Linked DNA regions of Homo sapiens: region 2 is linked to region 1. Evidence: chromatin loops called from intact Hi-C (ENCODE). Cell type or tissue: dorsolateral prefrontal cortex. All regions are shown on one strand. Links, peaks and the distances in the headings refer to the core of each region. The heading gives the core; the rest is flanking DNA.

What was found. Peaks named below come from ENCODE experiments on the same cell type or tissue, not always from the same donor. Only the 100,000 strongest peaks of a DNase experiment are listed, where the experiment ranks them.
Region 2: it touches region 1 in a loop (3-fold over the local background); 2 of 110 quality-filtered maps call a loop at or near these places.

What each region holds. Positions count from the first base shown.
Region 1 is chr17:38,427,065-38,435,382 of GRCh38, forward strand. ARHGAP23 (Rho GTPase activating protein 23) reads left to right here and starts at 1,400. Exons shown (of 24, transcript NM_001199417.2): 1 at 1,400-1,484. The coding sequence starts at 1,422. RefSeq lists enhancers at 1,564-2,473, 2,474-3,381. In dorsolateral prefrontal cortex, for the core only: no CTCF peak of the experiment used is centred there; DNase peaks (open chromatin) are centred at 1,287, 2,157, 4,477, 4,887 and 2 weaker places; H3K4me3 peaks cover 7,831 bases; H3K27ac peaks cover 8,000 bases.
Region 2 is chr17:38,565,775-38,574,092 of GRCh38, forward strand. It overlaps SRCIN1 (SRC kinase signaling inhibitor 1), which reads right to left. Exons shown (of 19, transcript NM_025248.3): 3 at 2,437-2,457. Among named protein-coding and RNA genes, the nearest start is that of SRCIN1, 36 kb to the right of the region's middle. RefSeq lists an enhancer at 261-769. In dorsolateral prefrontal cortex, for the core only: a CTCF peak has its summit at 7,310; DNase peaks (open chromatin) are centred at 3,247, 3,547, 4,217, 7,267 and 1 weaker place; H3K4me3 peaks cover 7,661 bases; H3K27ac peaks cover 8,000 bases.

The DNA of each region.
Region 1 (8,318 bases), core at 275-8,274:
AACTGAAAAAGTCATGGGAAAGAGGTAAGCATAAGCTGGAGGAAGTAAGAAGCAGGAAGAATGGGAGTTAGATAGTAGAAAGAATTTTCTAGCTATTTTCTAATAATGAAGGACAAGGCCAGGCATGGTGGCTCACGCCTATAATCCCAGCACTTTGGGAGGCTGAGGCAGGCGAATATCACTTGAGGTCAGGAGTTTGAGACCAGCCTGGCCATCCTGGTGAAACCTCATCTCTACCAAAGTACAAAAGTTAGGTGGGCGGTGTGGCATGGGCCTGTAGTCCCAGCTACCTGGGGAGGCTGAGGTGGGAGGATCACTTGAACCTGGGGGCAGAGGTTTCAGTGAGCCTAGATTGTGCCACTGTACTCCAGCATGGGTGACAGAGTGAGACCCTGCCGAAAAAAAAAAAAGGAAAAGAAAGACAGAAGGACTGTCCCTCCCTGGACTGTCAGGGGATGGGCTGGAGGGGGTCCTTCTGGGGGACAAGGAAAGAAGCTGGCTCAGGACCAGGGCATCTCTTTAGGCCCAGCTCAGAGTGAAGCCAGGAAGGGTGGCTGTGGGGTGCTGGTGATTGGGAGCCTCTGCTGTCACTGCTGTTCACTGCAGAGCAGGACTGTGGGCTGGCCCCATGGCCTGAGCCCCAGGACTGGCTGGGTGGGGGTCCGAAGGGCTGGGGCACCTGCCAGCCTCTCTTCTATGCTCGACTCCCCCTCCTCTCTGGGATCCTGGGCTGAGACTCTGGCTGGGAGGGGCTTACCCTACACTGAGGGGCACCCCGTCTCCCCACCCCCTGCACTAAATCTTCCCTTGTGTCTCAATGTCTAGGGGTCTCTAAAGGGAAGGGGGCCTCTAAGCCTTTTTCTGTCTTCCCCCCTTTCTGATCCTGGGTCTCCTCATCTTTGTTTCTGACTTTCTCTGCCTCTCTCTGCGCTGTCTCTATCTTGTCTCTGCCTTTCTCATGCTTTCTGGGTCTCTGGATCTCTGTTTCTGACCATCTCTGGCTGGCTGTTTCTCTTTGCTTCCCTCTCCCTCCCTCCCTATCCCCGTGCTAGTTCTGGGTTCGGTGCCCTTGTCCTCTTTCCTGGGCCTGGATGGCCCTCTATCTGGGCCGGTCCCTTAGAGGCCGGGCAAGCGTCTCCTGGAGACCGCCTCTCTTCGCCAGGCTGGGCTCTGACGTCCAGCTCTCAGGCAGCGCTCGCCTCTGCCTCAGCCCGGTTGCAGGTCTGTGGCCCTTGAGCGAGGCCGCCGGGGCACCCAGAAGGGAGCGCGGGGTGGGTGGTGGGAAGGGGGAGGGGCGAGGGGGCGGACCCCGGGGGGGGCCCCCCCACACCGCGCTCGGCCCCGCCCCCGGCCCCGCCCCTCCCGGGTCCCTGCCGGCGCCCCCAGCCGTGCCCCGGCCGCAGAGCCGCCGCTGCCACCCGATGAATGGAGTCGCCTTCTGCCTGGTCGGGATCCCGCCCCGCCCGGAGCCCCGGCCCCCACAGGTGAGGGTGCTGGGCCAGGGAAGTGGGCGGGGCCGGTAGCTGCTGGGGAGCGGGCTGCCAAGCCAGGGTCGCTGCGACCCCGCTCGCCCTGCACAGCCTGGGGCGCACGGTGGGCGCGGGCACCGCGGGCACCGCTGCGGGGAGATTCAGCTGGTGGCAGGCCCGGGAGGGGGCCCGAGCAAGAGCTGTCCGGGGTAGAGGGGTGGGAAGGACGGAAGCAGGCAAGGGGTCGGGACGGGCACGGGGCTGTCAGGACAGGGGGCACAGACCCAGGTGGCGGTGCCAGGCCCCCAGCGGCTGGGCAGCGGGGGCGGGAGGCCCGCGGCTTTTGTTCGGGTTTTTCAGGCGGGGCGCCTGCCGCCGTTTCCTCTGCCCGAGTTTTCGTTTTCCGTTGGCGAGGCCCCGGCACAGCTGGAGGGAGAGGGGGTGGGGGAGGGGGTTCCCGGAGCGGGACGTCCTCCACTAAGGCGTCCGGACACCCCCTCCCCGCGCCACACTCGCCCCCTGCCGGGTCGGACTGCGGGACGGGTTGCCAGGCGCGGTTCCGCCGCCCTCCTGGATCCTGGGGAAGTTCTAGACACAGGCCCAGGACCCCGGGCTCTGCCGGCGAGGCTGCCCTCCCCTCTGCCCTCTCCGACCGGCTGTGGGTGGGTCAGAGCGCGGGGTGCCAGGGGCATTACTCAGCGCTGGGCTGCTCTGCCTGGGTTCTTTCATCTGCCAGCTGCTGAGGCTGGGGAGGGGCCAGCAGGGGCCTCCCAGCCCCATCCCCCCATCAGGGCCATTCCCTTACCTCTGAGCCTGGCTGCCCGCCCTGCAGGAGCCCCCCAGCAGGCCTCCCTGCTCCTAAGTTGAAGGGTTGAACACTGTCAGGCCAACAGTTTCCCTGAGCTCGGAAAAGAAATTCCCCGGGGTCCAGGTTGAGGTCAAGGCCAGGGCTGAGGCCTGTTCCTCTTTAGACAGGGCTGAAAGACTTGGGGACCCTCCTCCCCAGCTTTCCCGGCAGTGTTGAAGGTGGGATCTGGTGCTTGCAACTCTTTTGGAGACTGGTGTGTTCCTTGGTTGCTGGATGTGTGTTCAGTTCTCCCTCAATCTGCATCTCTCCCCGACTCCCTTCAGCCAAAGTGTGTTTCCTAATTATGAACTTGAAATTCAGGATGGACGGGGGGTGGGGGTGGAGGTCATGAATCCAAGCATGAGTCCCTTGGATTCAATCCCCCACCAGCAACACATACTTCATCTCTATCCCCTGCACCCCTCTCTGTCTCCACCCCAACCCTGCGGCCTAGCTGGGGGTGAGTGGCTTTTGATCCCATGTGGTTCTCCCCTCTGCCAGGGCAACAGACCCCATTCCCCAAAGTGACAGCTCTCACTGCCATGTGCTCCTTGGCATGCGATTTGAATCTCGATTATATAACCAGTCATTTCGCCTCCAAAGGCAGCCCAAAGGCCCCCGGCCCCAGCGGCTTCTTCCACTTGCCCACAGTGTGGTTGGGTCCACCCCAAGGTGGCTGGGAATTCCAAGATCCTGCATCTGAGGACCTGACCTCTTCTTGGGAACCATGGGAGCAGTAAATCCTCTACATTCAGTGCTGGATTCAAAGGCCTCAATAATAATAAACAGGAAGAATGGGAGTGGGCAGGGTAGGTGTTGGTGTCCCATTTCACAGAGAGGGTCTGAGCCTATGTAGTGACAGTGCCCAGGCAAGAACCCAGGACACTTGAGGGTAGTCAGGGCACAAGATGAAGCTTGGGGAGGAAAGCTGTTAGGAAGGTGTCTGACTACGGGAATAGGTCAGGCTTGTGTGGATCCCAGCCCAAGCAGAGAAGGACTGGGTGGGGGGAAGAGGCCCTGTGCTTGTGCCCCTCTCCTCGGGCTGACCCTGGCTCACGGGGAAGAAGTGCAGCATTCTTGGCATGGATGGGAGTGGGGGTGAGGGAGGGTGCTGGTTCTGAGCAGAGCAGTGCAGGAGTGGGTAGTGGATTGCTTCATCCTACATTGCAGGGATACTCAGAAGGACTTCTTGATGTGTAAGGTTAAAAGAGAGACTACAAAGCAGCAGCATGGAAGAAGTTACAGTGTGAGGGACTGCAGTTAGATACTCAGGAGAACTTCTAGGGAGGGGCTTGTGACCCACAGCATCCCAGGCTAGCCATGCAGGGAAGTTTCCTCCAGTATAGTGGGTCAAGTGGATTCTTGTGAAGTTGGATTCCAATGTAGAAACCTGGAGATGGTCATTGGAGATATCAAATATTCCAGCAAATATATTCAAATGAGCACTGGTGCCTGGAAACAAAAAATGTGTTTTTAAGAAAGGGGAGTTGCTTTCACAGTATAGCTCATAGTTAATACACAGACAGCAAAAACTCCTGGCCAGTATTTATAAAAACTACCTCATTTGATCCTCACAATACCACTAAGAGGTAGATACCATTATTATCCCCATTTTACAGTTGAGGACACTGAGGCATAGCCAATATTGCAGCCCAAATCACACCCCCAGTGCACTGTGGAGCCAGGGTAGGAATGTGGCAGTCTGGCTCTAGAGTCTGGCTCTCACCCTCACTATCTGGCTTCTCAGGACCTGCTATGTCCCGCTGTCACTCCCACCCCAAATCCGTGTCCATTTTCTACACAGCCCAAGATCAAGGTCAGCTTCTGGCTGGATTGCAGCTTAGTTGCTTGTCTTTTGTTCTATTTCTTTACTCCTCCAATCTTTCCCACCCTGCCCCATGCTAGCCCATAGCACTGGGCCAGGGCTCGGTTCACTGGTGTTTTCCTTCCAAAGGGGCATGAAGCCCTGCTCTGTTGGCTGCAGGGGTTCAAAGGTAAGATATTGGCTTGGTCAGGGATTTGGACAAAGCCTGGTTTTAATGATCCTGCTCTCACCATCTCGGGAGAGAGACATGAATAGGGCCTGTGGGAGCTGGTGCTGCCTTTCCCCTAGCACCCTCCACCCGCTTCAAACAACCCGCCTTCAGATCCAGGCCCCCCTGTTTCTTGTGAAATTGTGCCAGTTTGTCAGCAGGGCAGTACCAATCTGTGCCAGGTGGGTGTCTCCTCCCCCATTGCCTCAGTGGGACATCAGGCTGAGATGGCCTTGGGGCTGGACTTTGGGGAGATTTTAAAGCCCTTTTGGGTTGGGGTGTATTTACCACCTGTCAGAGTGGGTGAGGACCAAAGGGGTGATCGTGTCCAACTCTGTTACGCTACAGTGGGGAAACAGACTGGGGAGTGCCCAAGGTCCCTCAGCCTCGGCAGACAAGGACCCATCTTCTGACTCCCAGCTCCCAGGCCATGCCTTTCCCTCTGTGGTTGGTTCTGTCCTTCGTGGCCCCCCTCAGTGCAGGGTTCATGGACTGGGCTCCAAGAGGGAGAGGGGAGGGCAGGGAGCTGCAGGGATGAGTGGACAATGTATCCTGTTCATCTCTGTGTCCCCAGTGGCCAGCACAGAGCCTGGCACAGAGCAGTTCTCCATAAATGTTTGTGAAGTACAAACCAGGGAACAGCCCCGCCTGTGGCCCCCCAGGGCGCCCCATGCCCAGCTCTACCCCTGACACTGTGATGTTCCATCTCATATCCGTCTACCCTACCAGGTAGGAGTTATTTGAGGCCGAGAAAAATGATAATAGCAACTTCTTCCATAGTGCTTACCACTATGTTGGTATATTACCATCACCCCACTTGACAGATTAAGAAACTGACACAGGCCGGGTACAGTGGCTCACACCTGTAATCCCAGCACTTTGGGAGGCCAAGGTAGGAGGATCACTTGGACTCAGGAGTTTGAGACCAGCCTGGGTGACACAAGGAGACCCAATACCTACAGAAAAATTTTAAAAATTAGCTGGGGCCAGGAGCAGTGGCTGACACCTGTAATCCCAGCACTTTGGGAGGCCAAGGCGGGTGGATCACCTGAGGTCAGGAGTTTGAGACCAGCCTGGCCAACATGGTGAAACACTGTCCCTACTAAAATTACAAAATTAGCTGGGTGAAGTGACACACACCTGTAGTCCCAGCTACTTGGGAGCCTGAGGCAGGAGAATCGCTTGAACCTGGGAGAGGGAGATTGCAATGAGCCAAGATCACGCCATTGCATTCTAGTCTGAGTGACAAGAGCAAAATGTAGTCTTAAAAAAAAAAAAAATTAGCTGGGCATGTAGTCCCAGCTACTCGGGTGGTGGAAGTGGGAAAATCACTTGAGCTGGGGGGTTCGAGTCTGCAGTGAGCTGTGATTGCACCACTGCACTCCAGCCTGGGCAACATAATGAGACCCTGTCTCAAAAAACCAAACCAAACGAAACAAAAAAGCTCTGCCTGCCTTCAGCCTGCTGAGGTCCAAATTTTAGATGTACTCCTTGTTCACTGTGTGCCCTTGGACAAGTTACTTCATTGTTTTAGCCTCGGCTTTCTTTTATTCTTTTGAGGCAGGGTCTTGTTCTGTTGCTCAGGCTGAAGTGCAGTGGTGTGAGCTTGGTACACTGCAGCCTTGAACTCCTGGGATCAAGTGAGCCTCCCTCCTCAGCCTCCTGAGTAGTTGAGACTACAGGTGCATGCCACCATGCCCAGCTAATTTTTCCATTTTGTATTTTTTATAGAGACAGGGTTTTGCCATGTTGCCCAGGCTGGTCTCAAAATTCCTGGACTCAAGTGATCCTCCCACTTTGGCCTCCCAAAGTGCGGGGATTACAGGTGTGAGCCACCACACCTGGCTGGTTTTCTTATCCCTGAAATAATCCCTCAAAATTACAGAGAGGGCTAAATGAGGTAGTATTGGTAAAGTGGCTGAGATTTAGTAATCTCAATTATTGGTAGCAACTATTATTAAAAAAAATCAATGGATAGAAATGAGAACAATGCACTTTTGCCTCAGTAAAAAGTACTGACCTTTATGGTCAGAGCAATCTAAAGAGAAAGTGACCTGCCTCTGGAGGTAATGAGGCCCCCATCACTGGAGGTGCAGTGAGGTCTGGGCAAGCACAGGCTGGAGAATGATGTGCACTAGAGAGAATTCAGCAAAGGCTTGGCACAGGAAACTTTAAGGGCCCTGCCTTGGGATCAGCACTATATGATAGGAAATTAGAGGAGCAGGTGAATCCTACTTCCTACTGTGGGGCATTGAGGAGAGCAGGCAGAGATGTCCCCAGCCTCTGGGAACATCAGGGGTTGGCTGCTATGGTTTGGACTGTGAGGCTCCCCAGAGGATAGGTAGTCCTGAGAGGCTGCCTGGAGGAGGCCTGCAAGGGTGGGTATGGTTCTGATAGGTGGGAAAATGTGGGATTGTATTCTAGGCCCAGGAAGGGCTTGGTGGCCGAGGGACAGAGAGGAGCCTGGGCCACTGGTCCTGAGGTTGGCCCCGGGGTTGCGTCATCATCCTCGTGCCTCAGTCTCCTGGGCTGCTGGGATTACAGGTGTGCCACTACACCTGGCTAATTTTTTTTATTTTTTTAGAGACAAGGTTTCGGCATGTTGGCTGGCATGTTGGCCAGGCTGGTCTCGAACTCCTGACCTCAGGTGATCCACTTGCCTTGGCCTCCCGAAGTGCTGGGATTACAAGCGTGAGCCACCGCGCCTGGCTGGATTTTGTCATCATCCTGGGTGCCCAAGGGGTTTGGGTGTATGGTGGTGGCAGTGGGGAAACTAGTAATTCCCTGTCCCGCCAACCCCCCAGCTTCTCCTGGAGGAGGAGCCAGGGCTACTCCCGGTGGCAAGGAGCCCGGGCCCGTAAGGAGCGGAACTGGGGAAAGAAAGACTTCTTATGCCCAGTGCATTTGGGGGCGTCCGGGGGTCGGGGAACAGTGGGGCCTTTGTCCCCAACCGCTGGGAATCTGGCCGAGGAGCTGGCCCTGGGTCTGGCTAGGCCCTCGGAAGGCAGGTCCTCTTTGAAGTGACCCTTTCAAAGCTCGGCCTGAATCCCTGGGAGGAGAGACAGCATGGGGCGGGGCGTGGGGATGACTGAGACCCAAGGGCCGAGGCCTGAGGGATAGAAACAGACCCGGCCTTGGCCTCTTGGGGTGTGGAGGTTGGTCGGAGGTGTGTGGGCCGGAGGAATGTGGTGGGCTGGGAGACCGCGTGGGAGCCATGTGGGAGGACAACCACGCAAGGGGCCTTAGCCCCAAGTGGGGGTGCACCTAGGCAGGGGCCGAGTTCATTCTGGCCCGAGAGTGTTTCTGTCTCCTATCTGACTTCTGTCTGGCTCTGTGCTCCTGTATCAACAGCTGCTTCTTCCTTTTTAATTTCCCCAAAAGTGTGAGAGCTTGGAAAGAATCGGGTGTGGACGCCAGACTCAGAGCTCTTGGGAGGAGGGAGAGGTGGGGACCTGGGCAATCCAGAGCTTTTCCTGCTTCTGAGAGCCCCCGAAGGCTGGAAGGAGAGGCTGGAGGGGACACCCCCACCTCCCGCATAGAGTCTCCCTTATGCTCAAGGTGGAGGAACTCTGTATTGTTCCTGAAAAGGGACAGAAGGAGGAGGAAAGCTACCCAGAGAGGGGACATCTTCCTTTGCTTCAGCTGGAGGAATATCAGAGGCCACCCTCCTTCCCTGTCTCTCCATTTGCCTCATGGGGAAACTGAGGCCTAGAGAAGGGACAGGCCAAGGGGATAGAGCAGAGAGGAAGGGACCAGCAAGAGTGGAAGGAAGCCAGCCCTGTGTGGTTGGAACTGTAGGGACTATGGTGGCTCACACCTGTAGTCTCAGCTACTCGGGAGGCTGAGACAGGAGGATTGCTTGAGAGGATGGATGCCAAGTGGGAGGAGGAAGGGGCCTCAGGTTGTTGAGTTGTCATAAGAGGGTTGTAGAGAAGTGCCCAGAGTCCCTTCAGCTCTGACCTGCGGTGA
Region 2 (8,318 bases), core at 19-8,018, 140 kb after region 1:
TAGATCAGACGTGGGGACATCAGGGAGCTTCCCCTCTCAAGCATAATGCCTTGACCACTGGGTGGGTGTGGGTCTTGGCAGGAGGAAGGCAGCATAGAAATGGGCCAGGGGCAGTAGGGAGGGGCCGCTTGTGCTTGTGACCGAGAGGCTATGGCTCAGCTCTAGGCTGACCACCAGTGCCAGCCCACACCCCTCTGTCTCACCTTCATCCCAGCTGAAGGGCGGGGAGCTCTGTGGCAGTGTGGGGAACCAGGTCTGGTCTGGTGGTCATGGGGTTGCCTGGCAACTAAAAGGTCAGTGGTTGCCAGGCTAGTGCGGATGAGGGCTACAGAATTCAGGCAGCACGAGGCAGCCAGCAACGATGAAGAGTAGGGGGTGGCCATGGTGCCGGGGGGACACCAGTGAGATGCCAGTAAGGAGGCAGAACAGGGGTCCAAATGAAGGGAGGCAGGGCAGGGATCCTGGGGGTTGCTGCCTGCCAAGAAGGCAGAAACCCTGGGAGAAGAGATGCCCACGTTCCCTGCTCCACCACTTCCTAGCCCAGTGGGCACCTTTCCATTCTCACAGCCTGTACAGAAAACCCTCTCGAGAGGAGGGAAAACCTGCTGGCACTTCTCTCCATGCTTGGGCTGAGACAATAGGGCAGAGGAAAGTGAAACATCCAGGACTTCCCCACCATAAGGGAGATGGCAGAAGAACAAAACAGTGATTCAAGCAGAGCTCTCCCAAGACAGGAGAGGGACCACCATGGGAGGTAGAGAGCGCCTATCACCAGAGTGTTCCAGGGAGCAGCTCATGGATCTGAGATTCCCAGAGGTTGTCCATAGACTAGGGAAGAATCACTTGGGAGCTTTTAAAAATACCTTTCCAGGACCCCATATTCACTGAACCAGAATCTCTGGGGATTGGAGCCTGGGGTTCGAGATTTTTGACAAGTTCCTAAGGCGATTCTGATTTCTAGGTTTGAGAATCAAGGCAGAGTCTATGATTTAGTAGCTAATGAGGTCAGCTACCATGTAAGGCTCACCAGGAGCCAGGCACTGCCTGGAACATGCATCCTCTCGTGTTTTGTTTTGTTTTGTTTTGTTTCGTTTCCTTCCTTCCTTCCTTCCTTCCTTCCTTCCTTCTTTCCTTCCTTCCTTCCTTCTTTCTTTCCTTCTTTCTCTCTCTCTTTCTCTCTTTCTTTCTTCTTTTTTTTCTGAGATAGGGCCTCCCTCTGTCACCCAGGCTGGAGCGCAGAGGTGCAAACATAGCTCACTGCAGCCTCAATCTCCCATACTCAAGTGATCCTCCCACCTCAGCCTCCCTCCTTGGCCAACAAGTTCTCACTACATTGCCCAGGCTGGTTTCAAACTCCTGGGCTCAAGCATTCCATATGCCTCGGCCTCCGAAAGTGCTGGGATTACAGGCGTGAGCCAGCACATCCGGCCTTTTTTCCCTATCTTTACAACAATTCTATGATGCAGACATTGTCGTTCTACTCTACAGAGGAGAAACCAAGGCTAAGAGGATATGTGGCTTGCCCCAGGTCACCAAGCTAGTTAGCAGCAGACTGTATGGAATTCACCACTACGCAGCCTGGCTCTTGGGTCCATGCGCTTAACCACTACCCTCAACTGCCTCCTCCAAAGAGGCTATGCTTGACAGTGTGACTTTGACTCCATGATTCTCTGATTCAAGGACTTCTTGCAGTGCTAGGAAGAATGCATGCAAATAAGACACCTGGGGAGTCTGGGTGGGATGCCTCCCACCCGCTGTCATGATGCCTGGGACTTGGGAGGCCAGAGACTCCAGGAGGCAAGCAGGTGCCTGAGGGTGCTCTCCCAGGGGTCAACAGGATACCCTGGGAGGGGCAGACAGCTGTCTTAGCTCTGGAAAGGCCAGAGCTCAGGAGGAGGCAAGAAGGCACCTATCCCTCAGCTTAGCCCTCCACTTAGACAACAGGCTTGAGGGTGTAGGACCATGAGTCTCCTGCCTAGCACGGACCAGCCCCCATGGTGGACAGTAAGAAAAGGAAGGGGGACCCATCACAGTCACAGGGCCTCCCTGGGAGGTGAGATATGAATTCAAAGAAGAGGGCCCACAACAAGGGTCTAAGTCCCTAACTCAGAGGCAGCAGTCTCTCCAGGCTGGGGAAAATGTATGTCATTTCAAAATGCCCCTCAGGGGCTGGGGATGCCTGGGGACTGAGCATCTCTAGCCCAGATCCCCAGCAGGGGTGGCCCAAACTCCTACTCCATCCACAAGCCCCTGACAGGCGAACCCAGACTCTCCCAAAGCAGCAGCCACAGCCTGCAGCCCCGAGGCCCACCGCCCATACCAGAAGGTGTCCGTGCAGATGCGCACCCCGGTGCAAAGCCTGTGCAAGGGAGAGGCAGGGGCAGGGGAGGGAGAGCACATGCAGTTGTCATGGGAGCAGAGGCATCACACACTGACCTTGAAACTCCAGTAGTTTGGCTGCTGATGGAAATAAGAGAAGAGATGGTTATGAGGGGGCCCAGGAGGGGAAAAGAGGGGCAGGGGCAGGTTAGAGACCCTTGGAACTCAGCACTCAGCCCTAGGACAAGGGCCCTCCACCCTCCCAGGAGCAGGAATGAAGTCATGCCTGGTACATCCATTCTCTACTGAGACCTGGAACACCATGGTGTACCCAGGATGGCCCTGAGCAGGCGCTACAGCGACTCCTCGCAGAGTTACTGGTGGGAAAAGGCACAGAGGATGGTGATAGAGCGAACCCATGAGGCAGTCACAAGAGAGGCAGCGACAAAGCTGAGCTGTGGGGTCAGAGAAATGGCAGGCCAGGGAACAGTGCTTGGAAGAGGTGGCATTTGAGTTGGGTCTGGAAAAACGAGCAGCTGGAGACTGGAAGGAGAGGCCTGCTGGGCAGAGGGGAAGTGCCCAGGGGCAGACAAGTGGAGGGGGGTTGAGGCAAGTCACTAGTCCACATTGGCTGGGGCGCAGCTGGGAAAGTAGCAGATTAGGCTGCAAAGGGTGGGAAGTGGGAGGCTGAGGCCAGATGATGAGTGGTCATAACTGCTGAGAGAAAGTATTTAGACTTAACTGGGTGGACAAGCAGAAAGTGTCTGAATGGAGCAGAGTGGGATCAGAACTAGACCCCGGGGCAGAGGTGGATGGGGTGGATCAGGATGGATGGGGCAGGGGTCGGAGGAGGGGGGCTGGGGCCCAAGGCCAAGAGAGAGAGGCCTATGCAGCATGGTGGATCTAGTTTACAGAGCAGAGTGGCCAGGTGCCAGGAACCTCACTCACTGGGCAATCAATGGCTGGGGAGCTGGGGGCAGTGAAGGGAGTTGGGGAGACTGGGGACTGTGGCTGGCTGGCTGATTGAGGAGGGCTCCTCGTATCCCTCTTAGCATCCCTAGAATGGGAAGCCAGAGAGTCCTCCTCATTTGCAGTAACCCAGGGTCACCCTTCCTTCCCTAGAGACCAGAAGGCCCTTCCAGATGGCTTAGTACAAGGAAAGAGCTGCCCTGGGGCCGGGTTGGTTCTTGGCAAAGCCAAGGCACCCTGCTGACCGGTGCCAGCCTCAGCAGGGAGACAGAGGCAGCAGATGGCCTGGCCCGGGGGTGCCTGGCACGAGCAGACAAGATCCCCAGGCCTTAGAGCCACTGGCAGAGGAGAGGGACATCGAAGGCGCCCCTGGGGGAAGAACACCATGCCAGGGTGTCCTGGGCCACCTGAATGCTTTCCTGGCAGGGAGGAGTTGGAAGGGGCTGAGTCGAGGGGCACTCCGGCTGGAGGCTTTACCTAAGGCAGACCTTTGGGGTGGGGGTGACACTGGGCTGGGGCTGGGACCAAGAGGGTCATTTGCCAAGACCACCCCCTCCTAAGCCACCATCCCCATCCTTCCCCCAGCATTCACGCTAGAAAACAAACAAACAAACAACAACAACCAAAAAAAACAGTCACATACCAGGCAGTAGAAGAGGACAACAAAGTCTGTGTCCCAGCCAATGCTTGGAATCATCTATGGACTGAGGCCACCCCCAGTGGTGCTAGGGGATGCCCACAGGTACTGAGGGTAGGGGAGACCAGGGACCAAGTAACAGGCTCCAGCGGCAGCTGACTGTGGCCTGGGGAAGGGGAGGGGTAGCAGAGGGAGTGGACACGTGGGGGCAGGCAGAGGACACCGGAAGGTTTATGAGGACAATCACGTCTGCAGACCCAGCGGTGATGGACCGCTCTGCAGAGAAGGCCTCAAGTCCCTTACCCACCACTACCATGACACCAGGCACGGGCGGCGCACACATGGGCCACCCACAGCGCCCCGCAACACACAGGCTCACGCACAGCTGAGCACAGACTCTCAGACACATCCTCTGATAAGGACATCTCCACAGACACACCCAGAGCGACACACACACACCCCTACTAAGAGAGGGGCTCCCCAGTCAGAAACAGCCCTGGAAACAAACAGAAACTCAGAGACAGAGACATTCACACATAGACCGCCCCCACTCATACACAAACGTGTTTGGCTCCCGCCAGACCCCTGCCTCGCTTACACACACTCACAAGCACCATAGCCAGTCACAGAGGACAAGAGGTGCTGATGGCATTCACACTCACCCTCAAAACACCACAGTCACAGAAACAGAGACACGGGTGCCCACTCACAGTGAGAGACACACACCCCGGCTATTGAAACACACACACACACGGCCTCAGAGCCACCTACGTACAAAGAGAAAGCCCCAGGTCAGGGTGCCACTGTCCCATGCCTATCATGTCCCAGATATCATAAGTCAGGGAGGTGACCTCTGATGCAAAAGAGATAGAAGATGTTCTGTCCCCCACCCTGCCACCAGTGTCAACACATCAGACTCAGGGTACCTTGTTCGGATGACTGAGGCCCACCTCGTGGTCCTGGGAGGGAGATAAAGACAGGGCCTGGCCACAACCACACTGGCTATGGCCTCCACATGGGCCTGCCCCAGGGTCCCAAGGCTGTGCACATCCATGGGGCAGTCACCTGGAAGGGACGTATCACTAGCAGCAGCCAAGGGAGAGGACTGGGTGGCATCAGTGCCATAGGAAAGGCCAGCCAAGCCCCTCAAAGGATAAAGATGGAAGAGGGGCTGCGCTTGTGCCGGTCACTTGGATGCATGAGAGATGTTGAGATCAAAATCTGGAACTTCAGGCTCTGATCTATAGAGCACATGAGTGAATCCTGCCCCTCCATCCTCTGTCCTCCCTCTGGAAAGTGGGAAGAATGATCCTCTTTCATGTTGACCCCACCAGGAACGAGACACAGTCTCTTGGCCACTCAGTGTCTCTGGCGAAGAGAAACTGTGGTGGGGGAGGCCTCTGGGGATATCATCCATCCCCTTCTCTGTCTCTTTCCAGGATTTTAACCCATGGGACAGACTAGCGTGACTGAGAGCAAAGGGCTCCTCTAGTGTTCTCTAAGGTGGGACATTCCCAGTCACTCCCCTTCCAACTTCCAGCACCCTGTACCTCCTCACCCCTTTCCAGGGTGTCTGTTCCTCCTGCTGTGCCCAGTACAGTACCTGGTGGATAGCAGGCACTCAGCAAGTATGTGACAATGAATGAATGTCAATAAAATAGGACCGAGCCATGGGTGGAGGGTGGGATCTCTGAATACTCTGGTCTGGCACCACTCCCTCCATCTCCTGGCACCCAGCACTGCTCAGCCTTCTGGGCCTTTTCCCTGGGAATTTCCCAACACCAGAAACCCCCCAGTTAGGAGGGCAGAGGGCAGGAAGGGCCAGGAGAGGTCTGGCTGTCCACCTCAAGCCAAATCTTCCAGTGCCAAAGCTGTCTCCCTCCCCCATAGTCAGGGAGGGGGTCTCACCTTCCCAAAAGACAGTGAAAGGGGGAAATAAAGAAAGGGGTGAGTAGGGGAGACCCCGGCAGGGGCAACCACTTGTGGGGAAGAATCTTAAAGGAGCTGGGGCAAAATGAGAGGTGTTCTAAGAAGGTAAGATGGAAGCATAGGACCCTAGGGACCACGCTGTGAGAAACGGGGGAAAGGAGTGTCTCTCAAGGCCCAAGGAAGCCAGGCCAGGGAGTCCTCAAACTCCTGGTGAGAAGAGGAAACAGCTTCTTCTCTCTGGGAGCTAAGGAGTTAACTCCCTTCCTCTCTCCTCCATCCTAGCCACTGGTAGAGGGGTTCCTACTTCCCCTGCTGCTGGTTTTCCCCCCCTCGGCCCTCATGCCCTGGGAGGGGAGGGGCTAGGGCCCCTGGGGAGGCTTGGCCCAGCCAGCTGAGGTCTCTTTCCTCCCCTGGGCAGGCATCCCCAGCAGGTTCAGTGAGCAAATGACCCCTCCTTGACCTCAAGCCCTGACCACGCACCTTCCAAGGAGGGAGGGCAACCCACGGGTCCACACCGGCTCCTTAATCCCCTGGCTGTGCTGCACCGGTGCACACACCCACCTCTCAACTCCCATGAACACGAGTCAGCGTAAACACTCGTCCCCCGGGCTGGGGCTAAGCCACTCGCCCCTCCTCGGGCGCCTGCCCCCACCGCGATGTACATGCATGACCCTCTCTTCCAGATGTGTGGATGACACCCTCATCTCCTTCCCAATGCAGAGTGTGTGTGTGGGTGGGTGGGTGGGGGTGCTGTGGGACGCTGGGGAAGAGGGCGCACCCCGGGAAGGTCATGACTTTCCGACGCTGGGGGAGGGGGCGCCAGCCTGATTTTGGAGTGGGGGCCGGCCCACGCCGAAGGCACCTAATGCGGTGGGGGAGGGGAGGAGGCGTTTCTCAGGGATCGGGAACCTGCAATGGCCTGGACGTCCCCCACCCCTGGATGGCTCTCGGTGCCGCGGAGCGGGCCCCCATCTCCGTGTCCCCGCCCCCCGCCCAACCCGAGGCGGCGATCCCGGCCCCCACAGTCGCTCCCCCTTACCTGCGGCCACAGGTGTACGTGCGGGGTCCCCAGCCCCAGGTCCTGCGTCCGGCTGGGGAGGGAGGGCCCCTACTCCCACCCGCCCGGGCTCTTCTCTCCCCCGGCCGCCTCCGCAGCCGCGGCCGCCGCCGCCGGTGCCCTTTGCTGCAATGCGAGAGCCGCCGCGGCCGCCGCCGTGCCGGCCCGGGCCCCAGTCGCCCCGGTAACCGCGACTCCACCTGGCGCGGCGCTGCGCGCCGCCGTGCACATCCCCTCTCGCGGCCCCCTCCCTCGGCGCGGCCCCGCCGGCGCAGCCCCGCAGAGGAGCGGCGGAGGCTGGTGGCTGCGTCGCCGCGGTCACCCGATACGCCGGCCTGGCGCCCGGGACTCGGGTTGCAGCAGGAGGGAGGGAGGTTAGACAGCCTGGTGGAAGCCGGGGGAGGGGCTTTGGCTTGGAGTCCAACCTCTGGTGCCCTCCCAGGATCCTCTTCACTGCCCCCATCCCTAAAGGTCCCGCCTGGTGGAGGATCAGGGAGGGGACAGTGTTCTGCCTCCTGCTCAAACTTCAGAGCCCACAGCCTCTCCCCACCGGGGTCTTTGCTGTGCACCTTTGGCCTTTAACTCTCCCGTGACTTAATCCTTAGCCAAGTCTGGGAGGCCTAGGATGCCTAAGTTTCCTAGATGGCCTCTCATCCTGCCCTGCTGTGTGGTTCTGGCCTTTCCAAAGTCTCTGGTCCTGCACTTAACAAAAGGGAACCTCAGACTCAGCCTTAGGGGCAGGGAGTGTGATAAGTATCAAGTGATGAAAAGATCCTATGCACAGACACTTTCCTGGTTAATTACAGAGCCCCAGGAGGAAGGTCTGCTCAAGCGCTCCCCTTTCCTCCATCAGAGCAGATCCCAGATGTGGACAGGCCAAAATCCCCAGCTCCCCCAAGCCCCTGACTTGGGACAACTGAGCTCACCCAGTCCAGCCTCACTCCTGTCCATCATCCAACCCCTATCACAGCCCCAAGATGCTCCATCTGGGGAGGACCTCTGGGCAGACAAGGCACCACAACCCTACCCATGCATATCACATCGTCCTCTGTCCTATCACCATCCCTGTCCTAGCCCCACTTTGGTCTCCGCCATGCACTTGGCCATTCAGGACAAGTCTGTCCCACTTGCCATCCAGCCTTGGGGGCAGACACATTCCTGTTCCCCAAAGTTCAGCCAAGATGGGGCTTGGGAACTGGGAAAGAAATTGGGCTGAATGCCCTGTGAGTGATGACAAGCATGCCAATCTGTTACTAGACTTGAGTTACACTCGGCTAAAACATCCTCCCTCTGAAGGCCTGTCATTTCCTAGGTGGTCACAATTTTCTTTCTCTTAATTCTCCTTGAAAAAGCCAAGACTTTTTGTCCTCTGGGGGAAGCAGGGTGTGTAAGGACCTGAGCACCCTG